Regions from separate parts of the Mus musculus genome. Here region 2 is linked to region 1. The links are chromatin loops, found by intact Hi-C in ENCODE. Cell type or tissue: left cerebral cortex. All regions are shown on one strand. Each heading gives the region's core, and the rest is flanking DNA. Links, peaks and the distances in the headings are about the cores only.

Region 1 (10,130 bases), core at 1,182-9,181:
CTTCCACTCAGTGAAGGGAACCACTTGAGGATGCCCAGGCTTCTCTATTTAGGGAAGTTTGTGGTAACACACACTTCTGCAGGTGTTTCGTGGAGCTTAACTGCTGACTTCTTATTTTTAGCTCCCTAACCTACCTTTGCATTTTCTATTTTCCCTCCTATAGACAGAGACTGGTGGAATGGCTGTGCGGGGGCTGGGGAAAACAACAGTTATGTAAAAAGAAAAATAAGCAAGTAAGGTTAAGTTCACAGGAACTCACAAAAAGGCTGAGAAAGTCGTTAAATAATGCTAAGAAAACAGTATCCCTAGTTGTTGGTCCTTTCCAGATAGACATTTTCTTCAGAGCACTGAAGTCGAACATAGATCAGTGTGGACAAATCCCCTAAGTGGGTAGGGAAATAAAGCTCACTCAGAGAAGCAGGAAGCCACAGGGAGATGTGAGCACCACAGCCAGAGCTGCTGGGCTGGGCTGCAGCTCACTGGAGCACACTTGTCTAGCATGCATAAGGCTCAAAGGATGGAAAGAGATGGACAGAAATGGGAGAAAAGGTGGGGGCTGCACACCACAGCAAGACTGATACTGAGATTTACAGCCCTTGTCCAGCATCAGAACACCACACACAGAGCACTGAGCCTATATCAGGGTGACTACACCCCGAAACATGATTGGCTAGATGTATAAAGGATTACCCTGTCACTGTGTTGTCAAGGTAAGCCTCTGGAAGCCACCTCTAACTTACCATTTAAGTCAAGAAATATAACAGGAATGTGGGTCTCCATCCCAGGCACTGGGGTCCTAAAACATGAAGAACAGGTTATATACAGTACCTGAGACACAGCAGTCCCTCAGGATCACATGTACCCTTGGGGACAATGGCCTGAGCAATGATGTCCCTCTAAGACAGTGTGACGAGGCTCGTGATTGACTGCAGGAGCCGTCCAGTGCTGGGGCATAGGAGCTCACTCTCACAGACTCACCACTTCACCAGCAGCCCGTCTAAAGCTTGCTTTCTTGACAAATGACATACTTAAGGGATCCTTGTGGCTTCTTGCTTTGCTATCTTTAATTCCAGTCAAGTGTCAGAGAACATTTGCTGACAGCACAGCTTAAGCACCAAAACCAAAAACTGGTTGAGATGCAGTTTTCTAACTGCATAATGACCTAACATTCTTTTAAGGGAACAAATGATCCAAGTAATTAACATATTAACTATTTTTTAATGCTAAGTGCAGTGGTACTAAATATTGATTTAAGTTCTCAGAAATCCTAATTACCTTGGCCAATAACAATATTATTTAATAAAAGTTTCAAGCCATAGTCATATCCAACTCATGAAAATAATTTAACAGTCTTTCAATATCTCAGTTCTCATTATGAACAATCCATTCATTAACAACATCACTGCAAAATACAAGTGGGAATCGAGGTGCCTGGTCATCCCTGAAGCTTTCAGAAGACACACTGTAGGACCTTACCATTCTGCAGGGGCCCCTGGAATGCCACTCCCAGCAGAAGGCACCATCACTGCATTTCTTTCCTCTGTGAGCGTCAGCCGCATCTCCAGGAGCTGTGCCTCTCGGTCAGCATCATCCTCAGTTTTGTCTAGAAGAGCAGAGTTAGGGTTAGGTCTAGCAATTCTGCTTGCTGTTCCCACATTTAGACAGATTTAGTGCAGGGCAGGGAGTACTGTGTGAGTATATGTGCATGCAGCAGAGGGAGGGAGGAATGGGGGAGAGGGAAATGTCCAACTTTTCTTCCTACCATGTTTACTGACAAGCTTCTGCAGTTGTTGATCCAAGTATTCTTGACGTTTGGTTAATGCATTGAGCCATTTTCTACGAAGCCGCTCTAAATCCCTATCCTGAAAGAAAATAGAAGAAGCCACACTCAATGCAATATCCAGGCCACACGCTTAAACTAGACACTCCCCAAATTAACTTTGCTCTCCTAACTCCAAGACATAAGCAGCACGCAACAACTATTTTTTTTCCCTTCTTTTCTTTTTCAAAGACAATGTCTCATAAAACCTAGACTGGCCTGGAACTCATCCACTATGGAGCTAAAGATGAAGTCAACCTGATGAGTCTCTGTTCCCACCTAAGAGTGCTGGATGACCACAGGCTTCTGTCACCATGCCCAGAATAATCGGGACATGAAAACTGAATGCAAGGCAAGCAGTCTACCACCTGAGCTTCGGGCCAGCCCAGCACGAACGGCCAACAAGTGACTCTACCTACAATTCAGATCACCACTCCCAGAGCAGGAAGCATTAGTGGACTCTAGAGTGGACAGGCCTTTAGGAATTGGTTCTCTTTGTACTTGCTTAACTCCACCCATGAGAAACAACATCTTCTGTGAGGCTGCCTGGCTGGACTAGAAACACAAACTGTACTTAACAAGCTTCAAATGTTCACTCCTCAGAACTACCAGAAAGAAGCTTTCAAGTGTCTAGCCACCTCCAATAGCACATGCGTCTACTCCTTGGGCATATTTGGGAGGTAGCAGTGGGCAAGACAACAGGGGTGGTTACTGACAGACTGAACCCCACCAGTCAGCACCTGCCAGCACGCCAGTCTGACTTCACTTCCTTTAGTAACATGGTTAGGGGCTGGTGGTTCAGAGGAATGCTGCAGATGTCAGTGTCTGGATTTCAACAGCACATTTAACCAAATAGCCTATGACATTCCTGTGGACAAGATGGAGAAAACGTGCTGTGCATCTCCTCTAAGTGCAATCACAGGGACCTCAAATACCACATCCAGAAAGCAGTGATGAATGGGATAATGTCTGTTTAAAAGAAGGCTCCATTCTCTTAGTTCATACTCTGAGTTCAACCCAGCTGATATGGTGAGGTTTTTCTCTTGCCTTTTTTTCTTTTAATCAGTGACTTATAGGAAAGCAGACATTTCTATCAAATTAGGATGATGCAAAGCCAGGAGAGTGACTACAGCAGATGACATAATCAGGCTCCAAAGAGCCTGGGCAGTTCTAAATGATGACAACAAGATGCAACTTCACAGACATAAACAAAATCTGGCACATTAGGAAAAGAAACGACAGAGAAACAAAACCTCCAAAACTAATGGACAGCTCAAGGAAGGGGGCATTCAGGGTGACCTAGTCTCACACATGTAAGACGCAGAAATAGATGTGCACGTGCATGTGCGCGCACACACCCATATATTCCCTAAGCCCATGGGTGACTCAGCTCAAGGGAATCCCAGGCAAGGTAGCTGGGAGGTGGCTTTGTAAATAGGCCAATGCAGTGTCCCTGATTAAGAAAGGACTTTGTCACAGGGTGTCCTAATCCTAGCCCATGAACCCCTACAATACACAGCCTTTCCATACTTTGTTTGACTTTTTGGGAAAAGCAGAATTGTTTAATTATCAAGTAGCAGTGCAGAAAGATCCTGGCCTGTGTAATTAAGTACTTGAATCAAGCTGATTTGATGAGGCCAACAGGTGCTCAATTACCTGGTAGCTGTCCATGTCCTCCTCTTCCTCCTAAAAGAAAACAACGTATTATGTAGAACCAAAACAATTATTTACCCCCACATCAGGCCTCCAACCACAACCACTATGTTCTCCCCCAGTTCCTGTCTTCTTGTCTAATTGATACATCACACCTTGGCCTCCCACCCAGCCTTACCAGCCATCCCATGTCGAAGCTGGTAAGACTTGGAGCTTCTAGGGGGGAGTGAAGAGGCTCCCCTGACCTTTTCAGACTCAGTACAATGATCTCCCTGCTGGGCTTACCACCCCCTACTCCAGGGGAAATCAAACACCCGCTGGCAAAGAGTCTTTACCAGCCAGTGGGGGTTCTTTAGAGGGGTGGGCCATGGGAGGAAGTTAATCACTGCTAGGCTTGGTGGTTTGCCAGGCTGAGAGGTTTTAACTCTCAGTTCACCACACAACAGGACAAAGCATAGTAACAGCCTAGTACAGGTGCTCTTGTCAAGACAGTGCACTGAAGGAGACACCAATGGTGGGGCAGGGGTGGCAGTCTCAAACGATTCTGCTCTGCTGTTGCCTTTCAAAAAGCACAGAGCAGGCCCAGAAACTTACATGGACATTCTCGTGGATCTTAGGGGACCGGAGTGGCCTAACTTTCACACACCCAATGCCAACTGACAATATGCACTCTTCCATCAGTGGTAAAGTTCCTGACTCCTGCACAGACTTCACTTCAACTTGAACTCGCCGAGACTGCCCCTGCAGCACAGAGATTTGGGAACATATACACAAACACACACAAAATCAGCTTCATGAGTTTCAAAACTCTGGTTTAGAGAGACCCCTATAGGCTGATATAGAAAAATGCAATTGGCTTTCATCTACCTCATAACTGTTAAGTACTAAAGCATACATTCTAACCTAGTCAGGAAAATGAATTTTCTTTCAAATAGACAGAAAATCAAAATGAGCATATTTTTCTATAATTCCTAAATAACTAGAAACTAAAAGAAAATTATTTTAATGAACAATAGGGGCTTGCTATATAGCTTTGCTATGTAGCTATGTAGCTCTGGCCTACCTACACTGGCCTAATTTTGAATTCAAGGCAATCCTCCTGGCTCAGCCTGGAAAATTCTGGTGCTGGTATGTGACAAAACACCAGGTAAATGAAAACTTACAAGCAAAGGAAATGCAAACAGTGTCTAATAAAAAGTGTTGAACTGAGCCAGGTGTGGTGGTTCACACTGTAACTTTAGTACTCCAGAAATTGGCAGGGAGATCTCCATGCTTGAGGTTATCCTGGGCTGCATAGAGTTCTGGGGCTACCTAATGAGACCTAGACTGAAAAAGGGCAACTTCCAGACAAGGCAACCATGAGAGCTTTTATTTCAACCTACTAAGTGAGAAGTTACTTCCAACAGAGATCATGGTTATGAAACAAATAATGTCAATCCTGTGGGACAGGGATTTAAACTGGCCAAGCTTGGTCAAGGGCTAAACTGTAAGTCACCTTTGCCCCAGCAACTGGACAATCAAGTACATGGATAAGTACTCTGAAGTGCCATGAAGAACAAGGTAGTAGACCTATATGGAATGTGAACAACTGTTTAAAGTGTGATGTCCTATAGCTGTCACTAAGCAACTGGTGCAGAAAAACACTTGCAGCCTACATATGTTAAAGCACAGGGTACCAAAGTTGGGATTCAGTCTTATTTTAAAGATAAGAACTGCCAGGCAGTAGTGATGCACACCTTTCATCCCATCCCTAGGGAGGCAGAGACAGGCAAATTTCTGTGCATTCTAGGCCAGCCTGATCTACAGAGCAAGTCCAGATCAGCCAGGGATACAAAGAGAAACCCTATCCTGAAACAATCAATCAATCAATCAATCAATCAATCAATACAAACAAATAACAAAAAAGATAAGAACTGACCTGTATACAATGCCCTTTTCACAGAATTAAAGAAATCAAGCTGCAAATGTGATCAGAACTGACCCTGCTTGGGTGTCCAGAACAAGCCCTGTGACTCCGCACACTTAGGCAGACACTGGGAAGGGTTCCTGGTATCCCCAAGCATGGTAGGAACAGAGAAGAGCATCTAAGCAACAGAACTTAAACATCCAATTTTAAGTCAATTACTTTTCCTCTCATCTAGAAATTAAGCTCCCAAGAGTTTTGCACAGCCAGGAACATCCACTCAAGCAGCCACAGGCTCGGACTAACAACATCTGATGGACAGTCACTGATCTGAACATTTCCAAGGAGTATGCATCTGATATTTTATGGGAAAAGTCACTCAGTAAACATGTTTTATTTCATTGTTATTATTATTACCCTTGTGTGTGTGCATATGAGGGTGAACATGCCATGGTCCACACTGCAGGTCAGATGACAACTTTACAGTCACTTCTCACCTTTCATCTTCACTAGGGTCCCAGAGACTGAATGTGGGTCTTCAGGCTTATGTGGCAAGCACCTTTACCCACTTTATTAAGTCTAAGGCCACTTCATCATTTCAGGTAGCTGCCTTCTGTCTCTTTAGCCTATCCTGAATATTTGAAACATAATATGGAAGACAGAGGAAGGCTTACTGTCTCAGAGAACACATTGGGACATTCTCTCAGCCACTACTCTGAATCCCATTCCTGCTATTGTGGTCCCCTCTGTTCCTGCAGCATCTCACCATGGTTACAAACATCCCTTACCCTGCTTCTGTGACAGCCTCTATCATCTCACTTCCCTCCTACAAGGGCCTTCGCTCAAGCAGAGCCCCACCTTGAGTCCTTACGCTGTCACCTGAGAGAGGAACCCTTTACCAAGCTGGAGTGTCTTTCTCAGCACTGAGGTGAGGATGCTCGTCCTTCGCTGAAGCCTTCCTGGCATCTCTGGACACTCTCCGTCAAGGGTCTGAGGTACAACTGACACTGACACATCCAGCTGACAGTAAGCTTCAGAAAAGGCACCGAGCCTGGCTTCCTAAGATGACTTCCTAAGGCCGCCAAGGAAAACGCCTAGGGAAAGATCTTCACCCTCAGAAATTCGTCTGTGTCTCCCTACAGTGCCATGTCTCTGCATAATACTGTAGCTGAGAATCCTTCCCTTTTGCTCTAAGTCTCTCACCTGTGGATGAAGGCATCAGAAGAAACTCATTTGCTTCCACCTTCTACATTAATCTGAAATTTAAATATTTAAGTGGACACTCTTTCCTTCAGCCATTCATGTTTTTCTCTGAATGCTTTTAACATTCATTTCGAAAGCAATTCTAATAATATGGGTTTTTAAAGATTTATTCTTTTTGTTTATGTGTGTGTGTGTGCCTTTGTGAATAGATGTCATGATGGAGGGCCCACAGACAGCCTAGGGATGGAGTTACTAGTGATTGGGAGCCATGTGACCTGGGCGCTGGGAATCAAACTTGAGAGCTGGCAGAGAAGAAAGTATTCTTAATCACTGAGCCATCTCTCCAGCCCCCTAGTGTTATATCTTAAAGTATGAAAACGCTAGAGAACAGCCTACTAGATTTTTGAAATGAGGCACAGTGTCGTAAAAAGAATACTTCCAATTATGTGTACCGATTACTCTGAGGTTTTCCACTGTCTATGATATGTGACATGAAAGCAGAAGAGAAGACGGTTTGGGAAAAGGAAGGATCAGCAAGAGGAGGGTATGTGGACATACACAGAAAACCTTCACAGTGAAGACTGAACAGATTAATTACATATGGAGACCTGCCCTGTCACTGTTGGTCAGCAGCACAGACTGACAGATGGCCACTCACCTGGGCGATCAGTGAGGGATCCATAGTCTACATTGCATGGACTCAGCCACACACACTCCTGCCATGTGTCAAGCACAGGGCTATAATTATACAACACTCTCCTAATTCTCATGCAAACCCACAACACTGGTGCTAACCCCTTCTCCGTGTTCCAGGTGAAGGAGCTCACAAGTACACTGCTAGGCCCCTGGAGGGCCAGCAGTGAGCCGGCAGTCCTCCCCTGCATATTCAGTGCTCTCTCTCTGTGCAGCTTTGAACTCATGTTCATGAGCACATGAAGCTGCCTGGTATGTCTGCCTTAAGTCCCACTCCTCAATACTAAGTTTTCCTGGAACACTTCTCGTTTTCAACCCAACAAGAAGGCTCAGCCAGTAAAGGTGCTTGCTTCAAGCCTAATGACCCGAGTTCAACTGTCAAGGCCCAAACAGCAGAGAGAACTCACTTTTCCAAGTTATCCTCTGACTTGCACTGCATCCTGTGGCATACAAACTCACACATATACAGACATATACAAAATAATAAAAATATTTTTCAAAAGGCTTATTTTTAACCCTTTTAGAAACTACTTTTAAAACATCATTAAGTAGTGAGACTTTTAACAATAGAAGAAAATGCCTATGACATAAGAGAATATTTTTATATAAAAAAATGGGATTGAAAATGAAAACCCAGGGAGATGGCTACATAAAGGACCTTTCCACTATCACCTAACACCCTGATTTCAAACCCCAGGACTATATGTTGAAGGAAAAGAGAAAACCAAGTCTCACAAGTTGTCCTCTGACTTCTACATGTGCACAGTGGCATTACCTATCCACAAACATACACAATAGATAAACAAATGCCAATACATTTAACTATTTCAGAGAAATGGGCTTGACCATCATCATTATTATTAAAAGTTCTGTTCAGGGGCTGGAGAGATGGCTCATCGGTTAAGAGCATTGACTGCTCTTCTAAAGGTCCTGAGTTCAATTCCCAGCAACCACATGGTGGCTCACAACTATCTATGATGGGATCTGATGCCCTCTTCTGGTGTGACTGAAGACAGCCACAGTGTACTCATATACATAAAATAAATAAATAAAAAAGTCTTTTTTAAAAAAGTTCTGTTCAAAAGAATCCACTATAAGCCATCGAGTGTCGAGGAATTTACTATGATGTCACAATGCTGGTACCTGTCGGAGCTGGAAGATCCCTCCTGTGGGGACATCTTTTGCAGCAATTACTTCCACCGGACAGTAATCACCATTCTCATTCTGTTCCAAGATCTGAACCCAGAATTCCAACTTTCTGGTGACTTCACTCCACCTAGGAAATATATGCAGGTCTTAAGAAATTACACTTCTTTTTTAGGCAGGGTTTCATATATAGCAGGTTGTGCTCAAGCTCACTATACAGTCAAAGGTACCCTTTAACTTTCAATATTCCTGCCTCATACTTCTGAGATTCCAAGTGTATGCCAACATACTCAATTTATGCAGTACTGTGAACCAAACCCAGGGCTTCATGCATCTAGGTAAGCCCCCTGCCAACTGAGTAGTTACCTCTAAACCCCCAATCCATGCCTCTCTACTTCAATACGGACAGCTTAGGACCTTCTAGTCTTAACAGTGAGAATGACTGTAAACAAAGAAGCCCAGTGCAATGATCTTTAGATCAGAAAGAAATGTACAGCACACAATGACAAATAATGTGACCCGAAAGACAAACTGACAGCATCAACCCAGCATGGCTCTTTGTTTTTCCTTTGTTTCCAGTTTTGAGGACTAAATTCAGGTGGCCTTCATGTGCTAAGTAAATTCTCTACCACTGAGCTACACCTCACTTGCACTTTTATTTTGTTTAGAAAATGACAATTATAATGTGAAGTTAGAACAACAGCTCAGAGTTCAAATCCACATAAACATGCATGCATGTGCACACAGACAGACAGAGGCGGGGGAGAACACTCAAGGGTGGGGGTGTATCATGACAAATACATTTGAAAATGGTTATACAATGATTGAAATACTCTAGTCAGTACTCAGAAGCCAAATACAGGATGGTCTTCACATAGGAAGGTGTCATCCATGACTTGTGCTCTCAGGTCAATTAATAAGAAAATTAAGGGGAAAAAATATCTCACCTTCTAATTTAGGATTTGCTAAAAGAGAAAATGTGGTTCTCATCTATAATTAGATGGCAGCAAAAACATCGCCTCCTTGAGTCATTCCCTTTGAAATTGCTTATGCCTTCAAATGAGCTACCTTCTCTCATCACTAATGGCACTCAAAACTGGAAAGGGCTAGGGATGCAGAACTGTGCAGCATTTGCTTAGCATGCAAGAGGCCCTGGGTTCAAACATCAGCAGCACAAAATCAAACAAGTGACCATCAACAAACACCTGTGAACTAAAGGCAGTGTCAACTTGAATGCTACAGCAGATTGCCATCCTTCTCTCCATGGCTGGCTTATCAGCAAAAGTCACTGTGATAAATGGCCTGTCTCCTGAACTTCATTTCACTGTTGCTTCTTAAATACGCACACACTTTCTTCCACTGTTCTATAAAGTTTGGTGCACTAAGGAAATTTTACTGGTAGACTTCAGCCATAGAGTGGTGATACTTGGGAAAAGGTGGCCATTAATTCATAAAATAATGGTCATGATTCAATAGTTAAAGTGTTTGCTGCAGAAGCATGAGGACCCACTAGAGTCTAAAACACACACAACTGCTGGATGGACCAACGCCTGCCTATAATTACAGCATGCAGACACAGGATCCCCAGAGCAAGCTGGCTAACCAGACTAGACCTACTAAGTGAGCTCTGAGTTTGAATGAGGGGCCTTGTGCCTCAATAAATAAGGTGAAGAGTGATTGAAGAAAACATTCCATGTCAATTTTGACTCCCAC
Region 2 (10,130 bases), core at 867-8,866, 250 kb before region 1:
GTGCTCACTGTGTGCTGTGTGCTCACTGTATGCTCACTGTGTGTTCACTGTGTGCTCACTGTATGTTTACTGTGTGCTCACTGTGAGCTCAATGTGTGCTCACTGTGTGCTCACTGTATGCTCACTGTGTGCTCACTGTATGCTCACTGTGTGTTCACTGTGTGCTCACTGTGAGCTTACTGTGTGCTCAGTACGTGCTGACTGTGTGCTCATTTTTTTCTTTCAAAGAAAGAAGAGACAAGGTATGGGCTGTAGCAGTCTGGCCTTGAACCTGTTCTCCTCCTGCCTCAGCTTCCCAAGTGCTGGGAAAACAAACATTTGCTGCTCTTCACAAGGTTTCATAATGGTTTAGTGTTATTGAATGTTTTCTGCTACATAAGCACTGCACTACTGAGCTGCAACCCCTTTAGGAAAACAAAATCAGAATTTAAAATTAAGAAGTGAAACTTGACAAGGTGATATCTAAAAAAATGTTAACTACTCAACATGATTTCTAGGTCAGATGGGGTTTATTTGGACAGTGGTGTTGTGGGCTCCAGGTCTCTATTATTTTCTATAACTTGTTTTTCTACATAACATGGCTTGCCCACTTATGAACTAACACACACCTGCAAAACAAACTCACAGAAAGACCCTGCAGGACTCCAATCCCTGTGCTGGGTGACGACCATTCTTGTAGGCACAGGCCTGATATGGTGGGGCACTGTCTACTCAGCCCACAGGGCGTGACCCAGGAGTGTGCTGCAGTATTTTTATTGGGGGTCTGAATGAAAACAAGTTTCTAACATGTTAACTTCATCTGCAAATGCTGCTTGGGGTCTCCTATGTGGGGAAGACACTTGTGTGTAAGGATAAAAACGAGTGAGAAGTAAAGACAAGGAGCAGTCCTATTGACCAAAGGGAGCAGAGTCAACTCAGGGAGACGCCCACAATTCAATGGGAAGGAAAAACCCACACACCAAAACCAGGAGAGGGGTGAGGGGCATAACACTGGGATATGTTATAACATGGTAATGTAAAAATTCCATTTTCAGGGAGGAACTTAGTAACTGCTGTGTGTCCATTTGGTCACCATACTACTAAAACTGATTGGACATATTCTATTCTGTGTCACATGGCTCTTAAGAATTTAGAAATTACATCTACCTCCACTTCCCTCTTTTGACCAGGGGAGTTAGACTCAAACTCTTCGAACATGGTCAAAGCTTAGTAACCTATGTCTAAGTGTCTGCTCTAGGAGTTGGTCAGCTTCTTGGTATAATAAAATGGATCTTTGATAAACTGGCTATGGAAATAAAGATCTAGCTTTTCTTATCAGATGTAGGTAATTACAACAGTATGAGCTTGGGGCTTTCTTATCCTTTCTTCGTACCTATGCTTCTAAATGCTAGCAATGTATGGGATTTGACTTTCAGTAGTTCACACACATGCACATGCATGAAGTCTTAAGTACTCTTAAGAAATCACAGTTATTTTCATTTTTACTGACTGAACATACTTAAGCAGAACTCAGAGAAAGGATACTACTGACTTACCACTCAGCAAAAATCTGGGAAAACTCGAGTGAACTGTTGGCAACGGGGGAGATGAAGTAGAAAGGGATGTTGGAGAGGCCAGCGGAGTCAATGTATTGATATAAGCACTCCAGGAGGTCATAGATCACGCCTGAAGGATAGCAAGGGACCAACACGTTTCCTCCATTCCGAACTGTCAGAGCTGGAAAAGTTGAGGAGAGAGAAGATGGTACCAAAAGAACAATGTTAGAAAGGACAAATACAACCTTTAAAATGACAATTACATTATTTCTCTTCTCCTGTGTATGATATGATTTATTTTTGAGACAGGGTCTTGCTATGTAGCTTTTGTAAGGTCAAGCTCAACCTGAGCTATGGGATGACTTCTGGCAGTTACATAAAGTTAGTATTTCTCAGAAACTTGTGAAACCACTCCCCATCAACCAAAAGGAGGCATTTCCCTGGCTCTGGCAGAAGGATTAAACAGCTACCCCTGGCTCCAGGTTGCTTCAGTATCCTAAGTATCCACTACACATTTCAAAATCCATGGGTGGTGCACTGCAGTGCTTCTCACTTCCTCCCCCTACTCTAAACATCCTCCAGTCAGACTTCCGTTTTGTGCCACCAGATTCATGTGTTTGAGTGCTTGGCCCATAAGAAGTGGTACTATTTAGGAGGCATGGCCTTGTTGGAAGAAGTTTGCTACTGTGGGGGTGAGCTTTTAAGGTCTTATATGCTCAGGCTTTGCCCAGTATGGAACAGTCTTTCCTTGCTGCCTGCAGATCAAAATGTAGAATTCTCAACTCTGTCTCTAGCACCATGTCTGCCTGCATGATGCCATGCTTCCCACCATGATAATGATAATGGACTGACTGAACCTCTGAAACTGTAAGCCAGTCCTAACTACTCAATCTCTTTATAACCCTACTATTCTGTGTTCTCTACCTCAACACTTCCACACACAAAACCTTTCTAACCTCAGCCTGTTCTTATGACCCCCACACTTTATAACTGTCTAATCTTTTGTAGAGAAGTGTACATTGGGCAATGCAAGATTGAAGGCTGATGTTCTCATCACTGTCTAACTGAATCCCCTGGTAGGTTTTAATGTCTCCAGTGAACCTGAGCTTTAGGCAACTCCTTCTCTCTAAATCCTATTTCAAATTTTCAGGATGTTTCTACTCAGTCTCTGACTGTGGCTGAGTGATTCAGAAGAAACAATCTGTTCCCTTTTAAGTCCTTTTCATCACACTTTCTGGCACTAGTATTTGTCTGTAAGAAACGATCTATTATCTGAAACACAGCCAGTTATGGAATGTGGAAATAATCACATTATGGGCTGTAATGTGTTAAAAGCATGAATGGCTGAAAAACTGTAAAGTCAAGTTGGCTTTTGCTTCATTTACAGAACAACGGAGGTAGGTAGTTGGGGAGGACCTGCAGTCTGTTGTCAACAGCCTTTCCTACTCCTGTGACAGACAGGTCGTCTTTAGAAGGCAGCAAGGAATGAAGGAGACACTTCTGAGAGCCTGGCTCCAGTCTGCTTCTGCTCAGAGATGCAAGGAAGGGTCACAAGTTTGCCACTCCAGCCTGGCTGGGCCTCAGTTTCCCCCTTATTATGTGGGGATGAGTAAGGCCAGGGCTTTTCAAGCTTTACTCTGTATAAAAATTGCCAAGGGAGCATGCTGACCATGCAGCTTTTCACCGAGTGCATTTTTATTGGATGATCTCGGATCTTGAGGAGAGTGACACAGTGACACAGTGCATGAGATGTTGGGTTTTCTCCAAATCTAAAGTTTCAGGAGTTAGTGATTCTAGATTATTAACAAATACACAAAACTCAGATTCTATCTGAGACCAGTCCAACAACTTTTCTACAGTAAGAATAAATTACCTCTGTCTTTAGAGCAGCAAACATACTTAGTAGCCAGGCTCAAGGGATTTCAAAGGACAGTGCCTTCCATGCAAAATGAAGCCGGACACATCTTCCTGGAGCCAGAGTAATACCACTTAAAGTTGCTGGGAGGTGAAGGTCAGCCCTCAGCTCGGCTTGGGTAGCTAGCTCAGACTTAATGTTTTATGCCCCCTGCCCCACTGAGTTTATATGTGGCAGCCAGCTGGCCAGTATGGTGACGTTCTGAAGCAGGCACATGAGGAGGGGGTTAGGTCGTTTAGATTAGGTCATGGAGGCAGAGACCCCATGATGAGAATAGTGCCTCTGTAAGAAGAGGAATGGAAACATATGTCCTTTGTTCCACTCGAAGATGCAGGAAAAGAGTGGCTACCTGGGTCTCAGAGTTCCCAGTCTCGGGACTGTGAGACAAATGCTCACTGCCTAAGCCACTGTTAGTCCAAAGAAAACTCCAATTTTCCAAACTCCAAAACGCATATACCCAGAAATGAGCTCAGCTTGGACTATAGCAAGATTTCTGGTGGTTAGATAAAAGCCAGCATTCCTCAGAAACGTGTGAAGCAGGTTCCCATCTACCTCAGAGTCATTTCTTTTACTTTGGCAGAAGGGTCATATGACTACCCATGGCGCCTATTAGCATGTCAAAGCTCATGCAGGCCTCCACATTCCCTCAGTATCACAAGTACCTGTTAGACATTTCAGAGTCTGCCCTAGCTCCTAGCCCTTCTTAAATTCCAGCCAGATACACATTCTTCTTATAACCCTGCTATTGATATATATTTCTCTCTCTCTCTCTCTCTCTCTCTCTCTCTCTCTCTCTCTCTCTCTCTCTCTCTCTCTCTCTCTCTCTCCCTCTCTCTCTTTCTCTCTCTCTCTCTCTCTCTCTAACTCTCTCTCTCTCTCTCTCTCTCCTCCCTCTCTCCCTCCCTCTCTCCCTCCCTCCTCCCTCCCTCCCTCCCTCCCTCCCTCCCTCCCTCCCTCCCTCCCCTCCTACCCCCAATACACTCTTGGGCTCTGTTCTGTTCTGCTCCTGACTCTCTTACTATATTTTCTCTATTCTATCTCCTGCTATTTTCTCTCATATCTACAATAAAACTTTCCCTTAACCAAACCAAGGGGCAGTAATGTGATTAGTTTATACACCAATGATAATATTTTGTTATCAAATAGCAGCCTGCACATACAAAGACAGCAGCCATCCTTCTTTCTTTCTTTCTTTTTTTTTTTTAAGATTTATTTATTTATTATATGTAAGTACACTGTAGCTGTTTTCAGACACACCAGAAGAGGGCATCAGATCTCATTACAGATGGTTGTGAGCCACCATGTGGTTGTTGGGATTTGAACTCAGGACCTTTGGAAAAGCAGTCAGTGTTCTTAACCTCTGAGCCATCTCTCCAGCCTCCATCCTACTTTCTTAAAATAAGGACAGGATTGTGAGATTTCACTGCCCATCTAGTCTATAAGACAATAAATGTCTTCCAGGCAGAAAACATCCTAGAGGGCTCTCAATTGAAATTTTCCCAAAAGAAGAAAAATAAAAGCAACCAAATGTTAGTGGGAACAATTCTGTGTTTCCATCTTTACACTGCTATGAATTTCAAGTGTGAGTCATTTCTGAGCTAGTATTTGCAAAGCAGAGTGAGGGGGTGTGACTCTTCTGCTGTTACCTGTGAGCACACATCGGCCAAGCCCACCACAGTGAGGGGTCAACCAACACGGCCTGTGAGAGAACGCTCAGTATCTCTTCTAGGAACTGCTAACAAGTCCGCTGTGGGTCTGTACAACTCCTAGCCTACCTTTAGATTGACATTCCTTGAGAACCACTCCTGTGGACAACAATTCATTCTGAGGAAGAAACGAAGGGGTGGAAAGAAATGGGAGCAGGGAGGCTTCAAAGAGATACCAGAAGGCAGGACTCAAATGAGAAATGTACCCAAGTCCAACACTGAGTGGCCCCTTACCGAGGTTGCTGCAGAACTCGCCCACCATGCCGTCCGGGTTTGCAGTAGGGATCTGTGTCAGCCCTGTGAGAATCAGAACGTCACTGTTTTTGAGAGAAGCTTGGTCCATGGGCTAAAAGACAAAAGAAAGCTCTAATCAGAACTTATGAACCATGCAGGGACCAGAGCAAATGCTGCTCTTGCTGTGTCTAGTCCAGCAGCAAGCTCTCCCACAGGGAGTAACAGTCCTGCCATGACTGGCTGCCCACACCATATCCAGCTTCACAGAACTGGACATTTAAGATCACTCTTTCCCTATCTACACGTGTTTTTCAATCACAACTAAGGCTTCCTATGTCTACAGTGCTGCCCTCTTCAGAATGCCACGCACATGCATTCTACATGGTTTTAAACTTCAATATGGAGCAACCTAGAGAGTGCGCAGGACAAAGCTGCTGAGCTTGCTTCCACAGTTTCTGGTTTGTTTCAAGGTAGAGCCTGAGAATCTGCATTTCCAGCAAGTTCCCAGGGAATGCTCCTGCTGCTTGCCTGGGAATCACATGTGAACTGAGTAGCTGCGTTCTCAGAATAACTGTGAAGCACAGGAGAAAAGCACATGCGATGGGTAGACAGGCAGGGTGAGTTGCCTGTATCAAGGGTAGAAGAACCAGAAGGAACACCGGGTTAGAAACTTAGTCCTCTTCCCAATTCCACAACTAGCCTCATAACTTTGAGCCCAGTTCCCTATGAGATGGGACAGTCCTGACCTACTTCCCACCTCCTTTAGTTATGTTTTGTGAATCTTGGGAGCTCACACGCTCTCTCTGCTTGTAAATTGTGAACCCCACTGGCACACGACAATGAGTTCTTTAAGATGTTGGATTTGAACTGTGATTATTTCCAGAGCACTTAAAAACATTCTGCATAAACTAGGATTTGGTTGGAAGCAAAGTTGCAAGAACTGAGAGGCCAAAGAGTCCACAAATGTTTTCATCTTGTCCCGGAAAGCCCTGAGCCACATGCTTCACGAAAAAGTCTCATTCTACCTTTCCATGCCACAGTCTACTCCCCAGCAAAGAAAGAACACCCAAACAGAGCAGCCTAGCAAAGCTTCAAATCTACACTGCCACCTTTGAGTATCCGTACTCTTAAAAGATTCTGCTTTAACACTGAGTATGGAAATATGCAGGCACTGGCTTCACTATTTTGTTAAGTAACAAAGTGTGGTCCTGTTATAAACTTCTTTTACGGGGCACAGAGGGTTCAGTGTGTTACAGGCAGTGTGTGACTGGCTTCTTTCCTCTCCTCAGATATTCAGTAATATGTCTAGCAGCCCTTTCCCTTCCTGGGCAGAACGTCTCAGGTCCATACTTATGTTTCCACACTGTTTCCACAAAAGGAAGGAAGTGTGTGCTGGTTGGGGCACAACGGTTTTTATGGTAGCTATGCAATAAGCCTTGGACTGTTTCCTGTGTATACAGAAGGAAACTGAACTGGGGACAAAGGGGACCCGGCAGTGCAGTAAGTGGCATATTTGGCTTAAGACAGCAACCGTTTTATATATACATTAGACTTCTCTGAGATGAGGTAGACTTCACAGGACCCCAAAATTCCCTGAAAAGGCGTATGTGATTCTGCGTGCCTTTGCAGATTTAACTGGTGGTCAGAAAGGGCCATGACCCCTAAAAGTGTAAGAATGACTGATCCAGAAGAAAACACAGTGGGGACAAACCTCTGAGCCTCACCCATCAACACCATCTTTTGAAAATGAACACCCACAAACAAATGCCAGGCAGTGCCCTGGTGTGAGGACCACTGAGCTGGAACCATTACAAGACACTTGGTGTTCCGGTTTACAGATGTTTGTAATTTCAGCCCTGAGCAGAGTTAGTCTCATTGACTCCCAGAGCTCCAGGACAGATATAGGCTATAAAGACTTTAGTGACACCTTCCAATGCCAGGCAATACTTCAAATGTCTGTCCTTCTCCAAGGCAATGCAGGCATTGCTGGTGTCAGCAGCATTTGAGGAGTGATAAAAACACAAACAAAAAACTTATCTTGCTCAGCTCAAGAATTAAAAGCACCTCACTGATGGCTACACAGATGGAGTAAACTAGTAAAAACTGACACGCAGCGGGCTGGGAAGAAGGTTCAGGGTTAGGAGCACCAGCTGCTCTCGCGGAGGACTGGAGTTCAGATGCCGTAACCTACACAATGACTCAAATCCTCCACAGCTCTGGCTCTAGGGGATCTGATACCCTCCTCTGACCTCTGCAGGTACCAGGCCTGCATGCAGTATCCCCTTTTATGCATATAAGTGCATAAAATAAAAACTAAAACAAACGTCTAAGGCTAGTGAGAACTGTCTTTACCTAATTTGTTCTCTAATAATTAACTTTAATTTTTTGTTGTTGTTTGTTTCTTTGTTTGTTTGTGACAGAGTTTCTCTGTGTAGCCCTGCTAGTCCTAGAACTCTCTCTGTAGTCCAGGCTGGCCTTGAACTCATGGAGATCTGCCTGCCTCTGCCTCCCCAATGCAGGGATCAAAGGCATACACTACTGCCACCTGGCTAACTTTAATTTTATAAGCACACACTCACTTATAAAATAACAGGTTTGACTGTGACATTTCCCTTCACATCTAGAATCCATGTTGATCAGATTCATTTCTCCTCTGCCCTTCACTCCTCCCTCTTCCGTCTCTTTGTCTTTCCATTTGACTTCTATGTTTTTGTGAGTACAAGTGCAGTGGTGTGTATGTACACACATGTGCACATGAAGTGTGCATGCCTGTGTGCCCATGTGCAGAATCCAGTAGTACAAAGAGAAAAGCATAACTGGGAAAGGGCTGACGAGGACAGAATGATGTCTATGAACAGGGTGGGCAATAAGAAGTCATCAGCCTGAAACAGGGATTTGCTTCTGGTCATAACAGTCCTTATAGCAGACAATGAAGGCCAAGAGGGCGGGGAGAATGCAGAACAAGGCCCCTAAGGTGAGGTACTGATTCCACTCTTAGATGTAAAACAGGATTCAGCCAGAAGCAAGCCAGTGTGCAGAAGACTGAGATCGACATACACAGGAGAAATGGCAGCCTGGTTGAGAGAAAGTGAAAAGAGTAGTCAGCAACAATACAGGGAAATCTCAAGGTCCTTTACAAAGGTTAAACGCCCTACAAATGAAATTCTTAAAGATTTATTGCCTAAAAAAGGAAGAAATACTTCCCCAACCATCAACTACAACTCTGCCCTCCAAAACCAATTCAAACCCCACACTTTGGTGCGCTCCCCCATTCCCTAGCCCTGGACTGTCAGTGGACTGCTGGTCTTATAGTGATACTGTCCTGCTGCACTGTGGAGGAAAGCTCTTCCCCTATCAGAACTCCTGTAAAGGGCACAGCCAGCATCTTTTCTTCCCTTGCCTCTTTAGACACTCGACTGCTAAGGGGCGGGGCTTAGGAACAGCTTTGACTCAAGGAGGAAATTAATATATAAACACACACAGGAATGCACTTAGGCAGCACACATTATTTTTGAGAGAAGGAAATACTCTGAGGAGAGACGGTGTCCACACAAATGAGACAAACAATGGAGAAAGACACAGAGGCCAGCCAGCTGTTATCCTCGCCAGGCTTCTGGGGGTGAGGGGTGGGACCCTGGTAACTGAGCCAGAGGCACCAAAGATTCAGGGACTTTGTACCTTAGCTTTCTTGTGGCCCTTGTTCCAATTATATGATGTTTAGCTTTCACTGTGGAACATCTACATCAAAGTACCAACAAACAGCAACAAGACTTTTGGGAAAATTCAGAGGAAGAAAATTGTCAACAATCTAAAATCAAACCAACCAACCAAGAGGCCACCTCAGACCTGAACAACAGTTTTCAGGGCTTTAAATTTATAATATTTCTCTTTAGATTTATGGGAGGAATACACATTTATAAGAGCATGAACGAGACAAAGATATAAACTCTGTCTAGGTGCTCGCAAGCCAGGAACTGATGAAGGGAACATGGCAGATACCCACATCATGTAACCCATTCAGTTAAACAACCACAGCCTTGTCAGGTGCAGCAAGATGGATGTGACTGGGAACAAACTGGGAAGAGTACATTAGGAAATTACCAGCTACAGAAATGCAGACGGCAAAGTACTGCATGTTCTCTTTCATGTGCCGAAAGAGAAAACAAGATAGATAAATAAATAATCCATACCCGCCCCTCACACACAAATCAAAGAGGACGGTGATTATAAGGCACTGGGGAGAGGAGGTGTTGGGGACGAAGGAACAATGGCTGGCTAGGATCAGTATGCACCGCACGCATGTGTGGAAACAGCATAGGGAAATACATTAGTATGTACAATTAATTGTGCTAACAGCAACAAAAACAAGAATTATTAAAAAAAAAAAAAGTCCTGCCTAACCCAAGTCTATCCAGACAGAATGACTAAAAACAAAACTGTAGTAACGTATCATTGGGTTATTTAAGGAACGAACAGTGTGGAGCACGCTATGACCTATTTAAGATGAACCACCAAGCACCACACACCAAAAATTTTTAACAGTTAAACAACAAATGAGAGTTTTTCAGATTTACGAAGACAAAATGGGTAAAGCAACGGAGTTAACTATAAGATACAGGGAAGGAGATAAAGGGCAGAATAAAGAACAAAAATTCATTAATAGTCTACAGGTCACATGATTATCTCAGACTCAGAGAAAGCATCAAAAATGAAGACTAGACGAGAAAGTGTTTGATAAAT

The links. Peaks named below come from ENCODE experiments on the same cell type or tissue, not always from the same donor. Only the 100,000 strongest peaks of a DNase experiment are listed, where the experiment ranks them.
Region 2: it touches region 1 in a loop (2.5-fold over the local background); 3 of 42 quality-filtered maps call a loop at or near these places.

Annotation. Positions count from the first base shown.
Region 1 is chr14:64,759,086-64,769,215 of GRCm38, reverse strand. Kif13b (kinesin family member 13B) reads right to left here. Exons shown (of 40, transcript NM_001081177.2): 24 at 8,415-8,547; 25 at 4,067-4,213; 26 at 3,476-3,505; 27 at 1,763-1,862; 28 at 1,477-1,603; 29 at 741-796. Among named protein-coding and RNA genes, the nearest start is that of Gm26225, 10 kb to the right of the region's middle. In left cerebral cortex, for the core only: a CTCF peak has its summit at 4,317; a DNase peak (open chromatin) is centred at 4,145.
Region 2 is chr14:65,011,902-65,022,031 of GRCm38, reverse strand. Ints9 (integrator complex subunit 9) reads right to left here. Exons shown (of 17, transcript NM_153414.5): 9 at 5,391-5,502; 10 at 1,536-1,716. Among named protein-coding and RNA genes, the nearest start is that of Gm52118, 30 kb to the left of the region's middle. In left cerebral cortex, for the core only: a CTCF peak has its summit at 4,662 (motif pointing right); a DNase peak (open chromatin) is centred at 5,057; H3K27ac peaks cover 353 bases.